Linked DNA regions of Mus musculus: region 2 is linked to region 1. Evidence: chromatin loops called from intact Hi-C (ENCODE). Cell type or tissue: left cerebral cortex. All regions are shown on one strand. Links, peaks and the distances in the headings refer to the core of each region. The heading gives the core; the rest is flanking DNA.

Region 1 (5,442 bases), core at 209-5,208:
AGTTTTATTTTATGGAAAGAGCATCGCTAACAGAGGTAGAGAGGTTGATGGAATTGGAAAACTGATGTTGGGCAAACTGTTGTGACTAGAGAAGTCCAAGCAACACTGTCATCATGAGTCAGACAAGGAGCTAAAATCTGATGAAAGATTTCTGAATGGAAACATCAGACAACACTCTACAACCATAACCTAACATAGAAGACACTGTCATGTAGAAAGGAGCTAGGAAGAACTTTCAACACGTGTCATACATTTCAGATAATACCACCATGCAGCTGGTGGTCAAATACACAGAACAATATTTGTTTGAATTATGTGTAAAATTTGTTTGTGCCTGTGTGCACACATGCATGTGCATGTGAGTTTGCATATGTGTGTGTGTGCACATGTGCTTATGAGTGTGTGCATGTGTCTATGAGTGTGTGTGCCAATGGAGGCCAGGAGAGGGTACCAGATTGCCTGAAGTTGGAGTTACAGGAGTTGAGAGCTTGCTAACTTAGGTGCTTGGAACCCAGTTCTGGTCATCAGCAAGACTAGTACTCTTCACTACTAAGCCATTTCTCCAGTCCCAAATGTTTTCCTTTTGAGCAATAAAAAAATACTTTTTAAATAAAGTAAATAAAAAATAAAAAGAACTTTGGTGGTTAACAATTAAGTACATTGGTTTGGATTATGATTTGAAAAAATAACAATTGGGAGCCATTAAATATAGAAGATGATCCAATGCATTTGTTAATTGTTAGGCAATAATGCCACAATGGAGATTATTATATACATGCACACTCACACACATACAACTTAGTAAAAGACACATGTTGTGTAGTGAAGTCAAAGTTGCCCAGCTGTGCTTCAAATTTGGAGATACACTGGGAAAGTGCAGGCTGTACCAGGACATGAAGAACATTCCAGAAAACAGACCCAGCACACTGAGGCACAGATCCATACTGTCTACCTTCATGAACATGTGATTTTTTTTTTTGCATAAATCTTCACTCAGGCAAACCTAGGGTGTTTTCTTTTGGCTCAGAAAATCCTTTTATATGTACTAATGTGAAGCAGAGAGGGGCTTACTAAGAGACTTGAATATATATTTTAAGTATAAGGGTTAAAACAATGACTCTCAACCTGTCAGACTCAACCCCTTTAAGGAACTGAACAACCCTTCCACAGGGAGTTTTCTAAGACCATTGGAAATTACAGATAAATATTTATATTACAATTTATAACAGCAGCAAAATTTCAGTTAGTAAGCAGCAATGAAAATAATTTTATGATTGAGAGTCACCACAACATGAGGAACTGTGTTAAAGGGTCACAGTGTCAGAGAACACAGTGAACACAACGGGGTTGAGATAGGGGGGTACTTACTTGGGGGAAATAAGACATTGTAGGGAGCAGGACAGGCTTACCAGGGAACATAGCACTGTGTGTCTTCTGTACACTATTTTAATGGCTATCAACTGACATCTTAAAGTCGCTGAAAAAAAAAATGTCCTTTTCTCCCTCTTTTTGATAAGTGTGATCAGAGGATCACTTCAGGAGTGTCCTAGATGGCATTAAAATCTGACAGGGTAAAAGGAGGAGCCGCTTGAGTTGTCCAAGGGGTTTAAGTTATATCCTTTCCCAGTAAATGAAACTTCTGATGAGATTCATAGAGAGTATAGATTTATTGGGGAGAATGAAGAAAGGCCTTAAGCAAATGTTGCCAGTTTTATTGGAATTCTTGATTCCTAGCTGACTTCAATCAAGCTCCTAAGTGAGGGTTTTCTTTTTCTTCCTGTGTCTCCACAATTTTCTCTAGCATTCTGTTCTACCTCAATAATATTCTAGAAAGGAAAGAAGAATTGAGTGTGTGATTGCTCCTACATATCAATATTTCCACCCAAGAGCAGACCTCATGGGTCCTTATAAGATTATACATAGACAGGTAATAACTTTAGGAGGATCCAGCCCACTTCCTAGTACTATAGGGGACTGTGGCTTATCATGGACACCCAGAGCTTCTGCACAGCTCTGGATATAGGATCTCAGCAGGGTTCCTAGCTTGAACAGGCTTCTTGCTCTTTCTTAGCAGACAGCTATGATATGAACTTCAGTCCCACATTTCTGAGAATACGCATTATCCTGGCGGCTCAATAAAAAAATGACAGTGAGTGAAGCATCCTACCCTGTTAGATATTCTCCGTTTTTCATGGGACTTCTTTCTCTGAATTGGCATCAGTAGTATATCACCCCTAGCCCTTAATTTGGAAGCCAGAAGAGACAAAGACATTAACACAAATTTTTGTCTACCTCATACAGTTCGCTTTACTTGTGGTAACTTGAGTTTACCCCAAAATACATCCCTTTAGGGGCTGGAGAGATAGCTCAGTGGTTAAAAAATGTTTGTTGCTTGTGCTAGAAATTATGCTTGCAGGTACACACACGTGTGCTAAAAATAAAATAGATAACTCTTTAAAGAATACTACAATATATAGAATTAAAAACACATTTTAAAAATATTTTTGAAAACGTGTCCCTTTACTGCCATGCCATGAAGCTTCATGTGTGTGTGTGTGTGTGTGTGTGTGTGTGTATGTGTGTGCATTCATGTGTGTGTGCATTCATGTGTATGTATGTGTATGCTTGTGTGCATGTATGTCGTGGATCTCTGTGTGTGTGTCTGTGTGTGTGTATCTATCTGTCTGTGTGTGTGTTTATCCTTGCATATGCATAGATTGCTAGAGCAATCCATACTGCTGTTCTTTAGCTCTTTCAGTATAATGATGTTTCAAAAAGTACAATGCCTCAAACATGCCAACCTTCTGAATTAATCTTTCCAACACACACACACACTCACACACACACACACACACCCTTACATCTGTTATAGGCTCAGAGATGGATAGAAACACTGTCCTCTGTTTTGATTCACCTGTCACAAAGTTCTTGACACAAGATTAAATATTGGTCATTAGATGAATTCTATTACTGACTACATTCTGGGCATTCTTGAGCCATAATCAGATCTCCCAGGGTTTCATTTAATTCAACATTAAATGGAAGAATTAACATGGAACTCATATTGATAAGGGAAATGAACAGCCTGGGGGGCCCTGTCAATACCTTAGCAAAGAGAAAAAGAAATCGCCGAAGGGCACTTTACTTTTGTCTGTTCACTGAATCAAACCAGCTCCGTGAAGACATGAAATTATGGCAGTCCAGACAGATAAACATGGACCCCTGAGACAGACCTGTCAAAGCCCGGAGCTCTGGAGCCATCCAGAGGGCTAAGAAGGGAAGGTTGTAAGATCTAAGGAATCTACCCAGGCTAAATGGTGAGACAGGACAGGCTCAGTCTGGAAAAAGCCACTGAGGGCTTAGGGCTTCCAGGAAGCTTGCAGTGGGGTTGGTGATATATTTACAGCCCGAGTCTCACTAGCAAACACCCCTGATATCATTGAATGACCCCGAATTACAAGAAAATAATTAAACAATAGCAGGAAGCCATGTCTTCCATTGCCTACTGAGGCATAAGATTAGGAAGAGACCCCATGAGAAAGCTAAGTCTCTGGGCCTCTCAACTCCAGATAAACAGAATCCAAGTGTCCAGCAAAATGTTAATGAGTTCTAATCTGCAAAGAGGTCTTGCCTGGGACCAAATAAATTTGCAAGTCCTGGCTATGCAACACAATGAAACTCTTCAGTAAAGACTCTCACAGACTATTTAGTGTGCTGCTCATGATAATTCCCCCAACGCAGTGTGGCATTTCCCAAACTCATTTAACTTGGGAATATTTTTTCTAATTCAGAGCCCCCATTAGCATTGGACGTTTGTGTATGGGTGCCTCTCAATTTGGAAAACAGTGGTGTAGGTCCATTTACATTTCAATGGATGCCTGCAGACAGCTCCCATTCTGTCGGTTTGGCATGAAAACCCCCAAGGAAGCTGACTCCTGACAGGATAGAGCATAGAAAGACCAGTGTGCCAGCCTAGGCAGAAAATGTCCGAATTGGCAAGCGTGTTCACAAATCTTTAGATCTGACAGTGCTCTGGTCATTTATGCTCAGTGCTCAGATCTGCAAAGAGCCAAGTCGGCCTGAGGGAAGTCATTGTCCTCAGAGGAACAACTGGGAAGGGAACTGAGCCTGGATTAGGCAGTAGGTGAGAAAGACCCTGTGGGTCGCTGTAGGTGGTAAACCTCAAAGAAAAAAAGAATGAAAGCCAGTGCAGATTGGCCTCCTGAACCTAGATCAGTCTTCTGTGGAGTCTAAGGCCAGGCCGTCATTGCCAACATATTTAAAGTACAGTATAATTAGACAACAATCCATCCAGTCCTAGGGGTACAATAAAACATTTTCCCTTTTTTTTTTTAAAAAATTAGATATTTTCTTTATTGACATTTCAAATGTTATCCCCTTTCCTTGTTTCCCCTCCGAAAATCCCCTATCCTCTCTCCCCTCCCCCTGCTCCCCAACCCACCCACTACCACTTCCTGGCCCTGGCATTACCCTACACAGGGGCATAGAACCTTCACAGGACCAAGGGCCTCTCTTCCCACTGATGACCTACTAGGCCATCCTCTGCTACATATGCAGCTAGAGCTATGAGTTCCACCATGTGTTTTCTTTGATTGGTGTTTTAGTCCCGGGGGAGCTCTGGAGGTACCTGGTTAGTTCATATTGTAGTTCCTCCTATAGGGCTGCAAACCCCTTCAGCTCCTTTGGGTACTTTCTCTAGCTCCTTCATTGGGAACTCTGTGCTCTGTACAATAAAACTTAAGGTATGACTAGATAGCAACTGCTTTACAAAGAACGTATGATTATGAAGGTGAGTTCTATAGCTAAAAGAGCTAGTATCTATTGAGGTCTCTACTGAGACAGCATAGAGGTCACCAGGCAAAAACATGCATAAGTCATCTCGCTGAAGGGATAGGTAATGGTCTGGGGATGGAAGAGTCTAAGACAATCATTTTGGGAAATTTGGGTGAGGTCTGCCTCTACAGGTAGCATAAAGGTCACTGGGTCATCAGCAAAATCACTCTCAGCTGTTTGGAAAGGAAAACAGGTATTTTATCACCTCCGTTGAGAAAAGGTCCTGTGTGTTTAACATTCCTAGTTCCCCTAGTGATCTGTGGGCACAAGGACTTTTGTACCTCTAACAAGTAGAGACAAGAGCCTTGGGCACAAATGACAGAGAATCCACATTAAGCAGGCTCACAGCTTCCTTGGTGATCTGAGGCTCCTGGCTATAAATCCACTCAGCCTGCATTAACTCCTGGTCTCTTTGCTGTGGAAAACATGGGAACAGAGGAGGAGTGAGGGAAAGAGAAGAGAGAAGGGGACAGAAGGAAGGAGGGAGGGAGGAAGGGAGAAGAGAGAAGGGGACAGAGGGACAGAATCAAATTTGCGCCTCGGGAGACACTAAGAGCTTGGTGTTGTAATCTTTTGCTGAGAGAGAAG
Region 2 (5,442 bases), core at 335-5,334, 52 kb after region 1:
AACCAACCTGCTTTATTAGAAGGTTGAGGTTAGAACACCACCACCTCAGGCATGATCATTTTCCCTAACATGACACTGGTTGGTTCTAACATGCTGTTCCCCCAATGGCTCAACCCTTGGTTTTCTTTCTTAGTCGATTCAGAATGTGGACAGAAGAGAAATATATGTTTGACTGGGTGGGGGGTGGGGGGCAGTGGACACAACTGTAAGAGGTATTTTGTGAAGCATTCTTATAGTCCTCTTAATTAATGTTTCATGAGGAAATGGCTTTGGTAGCCTTCAGCTGTGACAAGTGTAGCAGTCTGAGATCACACATGTTGGCTCCCTAAAGGTTTCCTTCACGGGTTCAGAAATAGGTCAGCAAAAGCTCACAGTGACGAAGTAATCAGAGAGGAGGAAGATTACATTTAAGTCATCCCTGAGACAACATCAATTTATGTAGCTGCCAAAGACCTTTAAGAATGGTTTTTGGGCCGGGCAGCGGTGGCACACGCCTTTAGTCCCAGCACTTGGGAGGCAGAGGCAGGCAGATTTCTGAGTTCGGGGCCAGCCTGGTCTACAAAGTGAGTTCCAGGACAGCCAGGGCTACACAGAGAAACCCTGTCTCGAAAAAAAAAAACAAAAAAACGAAAAAAAAAAAGCTTTTGGAAGTCAGATATGATTGTGGGAATGTGTGACCTTAGAAAACATGAGATGACCACTGAAAGACCTTGCTAGAATAGCATGCTGGGGACCTTCCACTAGAAGGTTGTGACAAATACTCCCTTCCCAAAATGACCCAGCAAAATAAGCTTTACAAGAAAGCCTGACTGCAAGGCAGGTACAGATGATGACCAAGAATGTTTCAGGTCCCTCTTCTGGTGACTAAGACCTCACTTCACCCGGGGCTATCAGTGCTGCTTAGGGAAGGTTAGGAGACACGTGTGACTCCAGAAGGGAAAGGCTAATTACCACTTCTAAAGGAGGGAATGAAAAGGTCACCTCAGGCCAACAATGGACTTAAACTAACTCATGTTGTTATCAAGGCCTACCCTTAAACAGTATAGAAAGTGGGTGCTTAGGAGATTGGGGGTCACCTCTGCCCCGATTGCAGGATGGCCCTGGGGCACCGAATCAATAAACCTCTTGCTTATTGCATTGATCTCCATCTCTGCGTTTCTGTGAGTGGGACATCCCGGACGTAAGGCTGTTCGGGTCTTACATATCACATAAGTATATAAATATTCTATTTTGACATCATCTCAATTTCTGGATCAGGATATAAAATGCAAAGAACATTTGAGAAATAAGATGGGCATAACTGTGCATCTGGTACTTTCAGATCACACTATGGAGAAAGGCTACCTTCAACAAGTGTGGAGCCAATGGTGATTGGCACATAAGGAATACAACACTCAGCGGAGACTGGCGCTCAGTGCAAGGGCTTCTTTAAGAGAGACAATGGCAAGTGCAAAGGTTACATGGTAAAACAATTATTTTGCCTTTAGAAGGAATAGCTGAGACTTGTGGCTCTTTAGGGAGTGCACACTGACTTCTTCCTTAAGCAGAGGTGGCTAATGGGCTAGGAAAAGAAAGAAGGCGATGCATTAGCCATAAGCTTCAGAGAAAAGCGCTTTCCGGTGAGGAACGTAAGAGCGATTACAAGACCATGTGGCCACTTTCCCTGGTTCTCACATGTCAGCTGGCCTTTAGGTCTGGTCTTCTCCCTAGTCATGGCAATCTCTCTTCCTCTCTCTCTGTTCTTAGCCCGCACAAATCTAAAGGTCCTGCCTCAGTTTACCTGCCCATCCCTTGGCTGTTAGCACTTTACTGATCAATTAAAACCCAATTGGGGACAAGGACCTTCAGCATTTGGACACACAGATTTCCAATTTTGAGGGTCGGATTAATTCAAAGCATTAGAAACAATCCCTAACAGCTGCAGTTTGGACTTTGGTGTTATAATTATTATGAAGTGTCTTCTGATTCAGTATTTTGTAAAACATGGTTCTCTATCATCTTTTGGTTGGTTAAGTAAAGAGTGGAACAGCCAATAGCTAACAGCTGAGCAGCAGAAGAAAAAGCAGGACTTCTGTGCAAGGAGGGGCAGAGGGGAGAGGAGAGGGGGAGGGGGAGGGGAAGAGAGAGGGTCTCAATTTTAATCATCCAAGGGTAACAACATCATAAGGTTCTTTTTCAATGAGGCCTGGAGAGAGGGTTCAGTGTTTGGGAGTACTGGCTGTCCTTGCCTAGTACCTGTGTTTTCTTCTCAGCACTAACACTGCTGCTTACAAATGCCTGTAAATCTAGTTCCAGGGGACCAAATTGCCTCTTCTAGCCATCAAAGGCACTGCACACACACAGTACACATACATGCAGATAAAACATTCAGACCAGATTCATAGAAGAAATATTTTTTGTGTGTTTGTTTGTTTGGTTGGTTGTTTGTTTTTGAGACAGGGTTTCTCTATATAGCCCTGGCTGTCCTGGAACACACTTTGTAGACCAGGCTGGCCTCAAACTCAGAAATCCACCTGCTTCTGCCTCCCAAGTGCTGGGATTAAAGGCATGTGCCAGTACCGGTTGTGAAATAAAAATTTTAAAGTTATTTTTTATAGAAATGGAAGGGATCATAAATTTTCTGAGTATCAGGGCTACCACCCATACAACTAATCACCCAGACTCCATGGTCTTTGTAAGAATTCAGTGTTGTAAGCTGGCCTTGTAAGCTGCTTGCATTCTAATGCTAATTTGGGCCTCAAAAGCTGGTTGCCCCAGAAACAAGAGAGTCTGCACATAGACACTAGCTAAGTGACCCTGTCCCCTGTTAATTGTGATTGGTAAATAAAGATTCCAATAGCCAATAACTGGGCAGAAGAGACTTAGTTGAGGTTTAGGTTTTGTGGGCTTGGGGAAGAGAACCAGGAAGAAGGAGGAAGAGGAGGAGGAGAAGGAGGAGGAGAGGAGGAAGAGAAAGGAGGAGGAGGAGGAGGAGGAGGAGGAGGAGGAAGAGGAGGAGGAGGAGGAAGAGGAAGAGGAAGAGGAGGAGGAGGAGAAGGAAGAGGAGGAGGAGGAAGAGGAGGAGGAGGAAGAGGAAGAGGAGGAGGAGGAGGAGGAGAAGGAAGAGGAGGAGGAGGAGGAAGAGGAAGAGGAAGAAGAAGAAGAAGAAGAAGAAGAAGAAGAAGAAGAAGAAGAAGAAGAAGAAGAAGAAGAAGAAGAAGAAGAAAAGAAGAAGAAGCAGCAGCAGCAAGAAGAAGCTACCAAGAGTTAGCTGAGGCATAAAAATGTAGCCCTGTGGGCTAACTTGTTGGAGTTAAGAGCAGCCCAGATGAAACCTAGTAAGTAGTAAGTAGTGATTCAGGGTTACTGATAGGAGAGTAGATTCAACAGAATGGAGGGTAGACAGCTGCCCAGTTACTGTGCTGGTTAAGGCTTACTGTAAATATAAATGCCGTGAGTGTGTTTTTAATCCTGGAATCCAATAACCAAGGAGGGGTGGAAACCCTGGGCCAGGATTTAAATAATTAATATTATAATTCAGTCCCCATACTTAATGTTTCACTTTCTAGTGCAGTCTACATGTACAGAGTCAGCAATATTCAGGATGAGTCTTCTTCTCCTATGTTCTCCCTGGAGCAACTCTACCTCCCATGTATTTTAATAGATGACATATAATGTCAGTTAGAGTCCAGTAAGGCCTACTACATTTGAGGCTTGAGTCTCTCTGAATCTTGCTGCTGTATTTCTGAATGGAGATCTGTGGGCCTGGCAGTTTGCCACTTCAAAAGCCTGCCGGTTCATTTGTCACTTCTAAGCAACAAATCAGTTCATCATTTGTTTGCCAAGGAAGGCAAAGCAAACAGGAGCAGTCATCGTCAGTACACAGACAGAATGCTAACCTGGTCTGTCTCGAACTTAGGAAGGTCATATGGGAGCTGGAACAATTTCTTCCTTGGCTGTTACGAAACACCTTACAAAGTCAACTTAAAGAAGGGAATGGTTCGTTGGGCCTGTGGTTCAGAGATTGGGGGACTGTAGCCCACAGTTGCAGGAGAAAGTGACAATAGGACTCGGGCAACTCCCCCCATTGCATCTGCATTCAGCAAGCAAGCAGCAGACAGGAAGGAAGGAAGGAAGGCTGGACTATGAATCCGCAAGTGTGCTCCCTTTGGCTTCCTCCTGAAGACTCCATTTCCCACAACAGAACCACTGATTGAGGGGACCAACTGTTTAAATCCACGAGCTACTGGGGATATTTTACATTCAAACCACAGCACACGCTCAGCAGCTCCTGGCTCGTGCAGCAGAGCATCGAAAGGAGTCCAAATGTTCCTGTGGAAAAGAATTGTCTTCCCTCCATTGTGCTGGTTTGTCAACTCGGGTCACTTTCGAGTTCCTTGTGCATTTCTAAAGATCTATCACCAAAGAAAGCAAACTGCAGCAGCAGCATTTTTAAGAAGGCGCCAGGGATGTCAGTTTAGACTTTCCCATTAGTTTATGATGGCAGTTCTGGCATTTCAAAGCAGGGTGCAGCTGTGTGGGAAAGATAGAGGAACGTGGTGCCCAATAATGGTCCCGCCCCAGAACGGGAACAAGTTACTGACAGCTCAGATGGCCTTCCGGGGTTTCTAAAGTCAGCGTCGTTGGGATGGTGTGGCGAATGGACTCATTGTCTCTAAAGGGTTTGGAATAAAAGCTGCAATGTAAGAAGAAAACAAAAAAACAGAATGAAAAGACAAAATACTGACAATTTACTGGGCATGATACCCTGGGGAAAGTACATTCAGTTCTACCAAAAAAGACACTTTGCCTATGTAGACCTTTCTCTTTCTTTACAAGCATTAAGCAAGATAATGTGTGTTTTTAAGGAGCTTCATGGTGCCTGGAACAAAACATGTTTTTAGAAGAGGCTTTGCTTTATAAAGAAAAGTATAATTCACCATCATTTGATGTGCTGAGTAGTTGGTGGGTTTGTTGTTGTTGTTGTTGTTTGGTTTTGTTTTTGTTTTGTTTTGTCAACTTGACACAGCCAGGAAGGATCACCTGGAAAAAAGGAAGCTCAGTTGAAAAAAATGAGTTCTTCAGATTGCCCTATAGACAAGTCTATAGGGCTTTCTTTTTTTAAATTAATGATTGGCATGGAGGGCCCATTCCACTAGGGACAGTACCACCCATGGGTAAGTGGTCCTGGGTTGTCTAAGAAATCCATCTTTAAGGGTGTCACCATGGAGTTTCCATCTCCACTTTAAGGCTTGCCTCCTGTTCACTTAATAAGTCTCAGACATCCTTGCATCCTTTCAAGCATGGCAGGACTAGCATGAGCCTGTACACCTACAGTTTGTCTTATCACAAAGATCATGAACCAAGCAGCAGGATGACTGTCTACAGAAATTCTTCCCATAACTCAAAAGTATGTGTGGTGTGCTTTCCTCACAAGCCATCTGTCTGGCAGCCTCAGCCCCT

Evidence for each region. A loop is a pair of places that touch in the nucleus more often than their neighbours do. Peaks named below come from ENCODE experiments on the same cell type or tissue, not always from the same donor. Only the 100,000 strongest peaks of a DNase experiment are listed, where the experiment ranks them.
Region 2: it touches region 1 in a loop (11-fold over the local background); 3 of 42 quality-filtered maps call a loop at or near these places.

The regions. Positions count from the first base shown.
Region 1 is chr17:9,576,328-9,581,769 of GRCm38, forward strand. Gm51424 (a long non-coding RNA gene) reads right to left here and starts at 20. Exons shown (of 5, transcript XR_003952251.1): 1 at 1-20. In left cerebral cortex, for the core only: a CTCF peak has its summit at 3,295; DNase peaks (open chromatin) are centred at 3,337 and 3,824; H3K27ac peaks cover 638 bases.
Region 2 is chr17:9,628,536-9,633,977 of GRCm38, forward strand. No RefSeq gene overlaps it. Among named protein-coding and RNA genes, the nearest start is that of Pabpc6, 38 kb to the right of the region's middle. In left cerebral cortex, for the core only: no CTCF peak of the experiment used is centred there; DNase peaks (open chromatin) are centred at 2,725, 3,833 and 4,261; H3K27ac peaks cover 1,057 bases.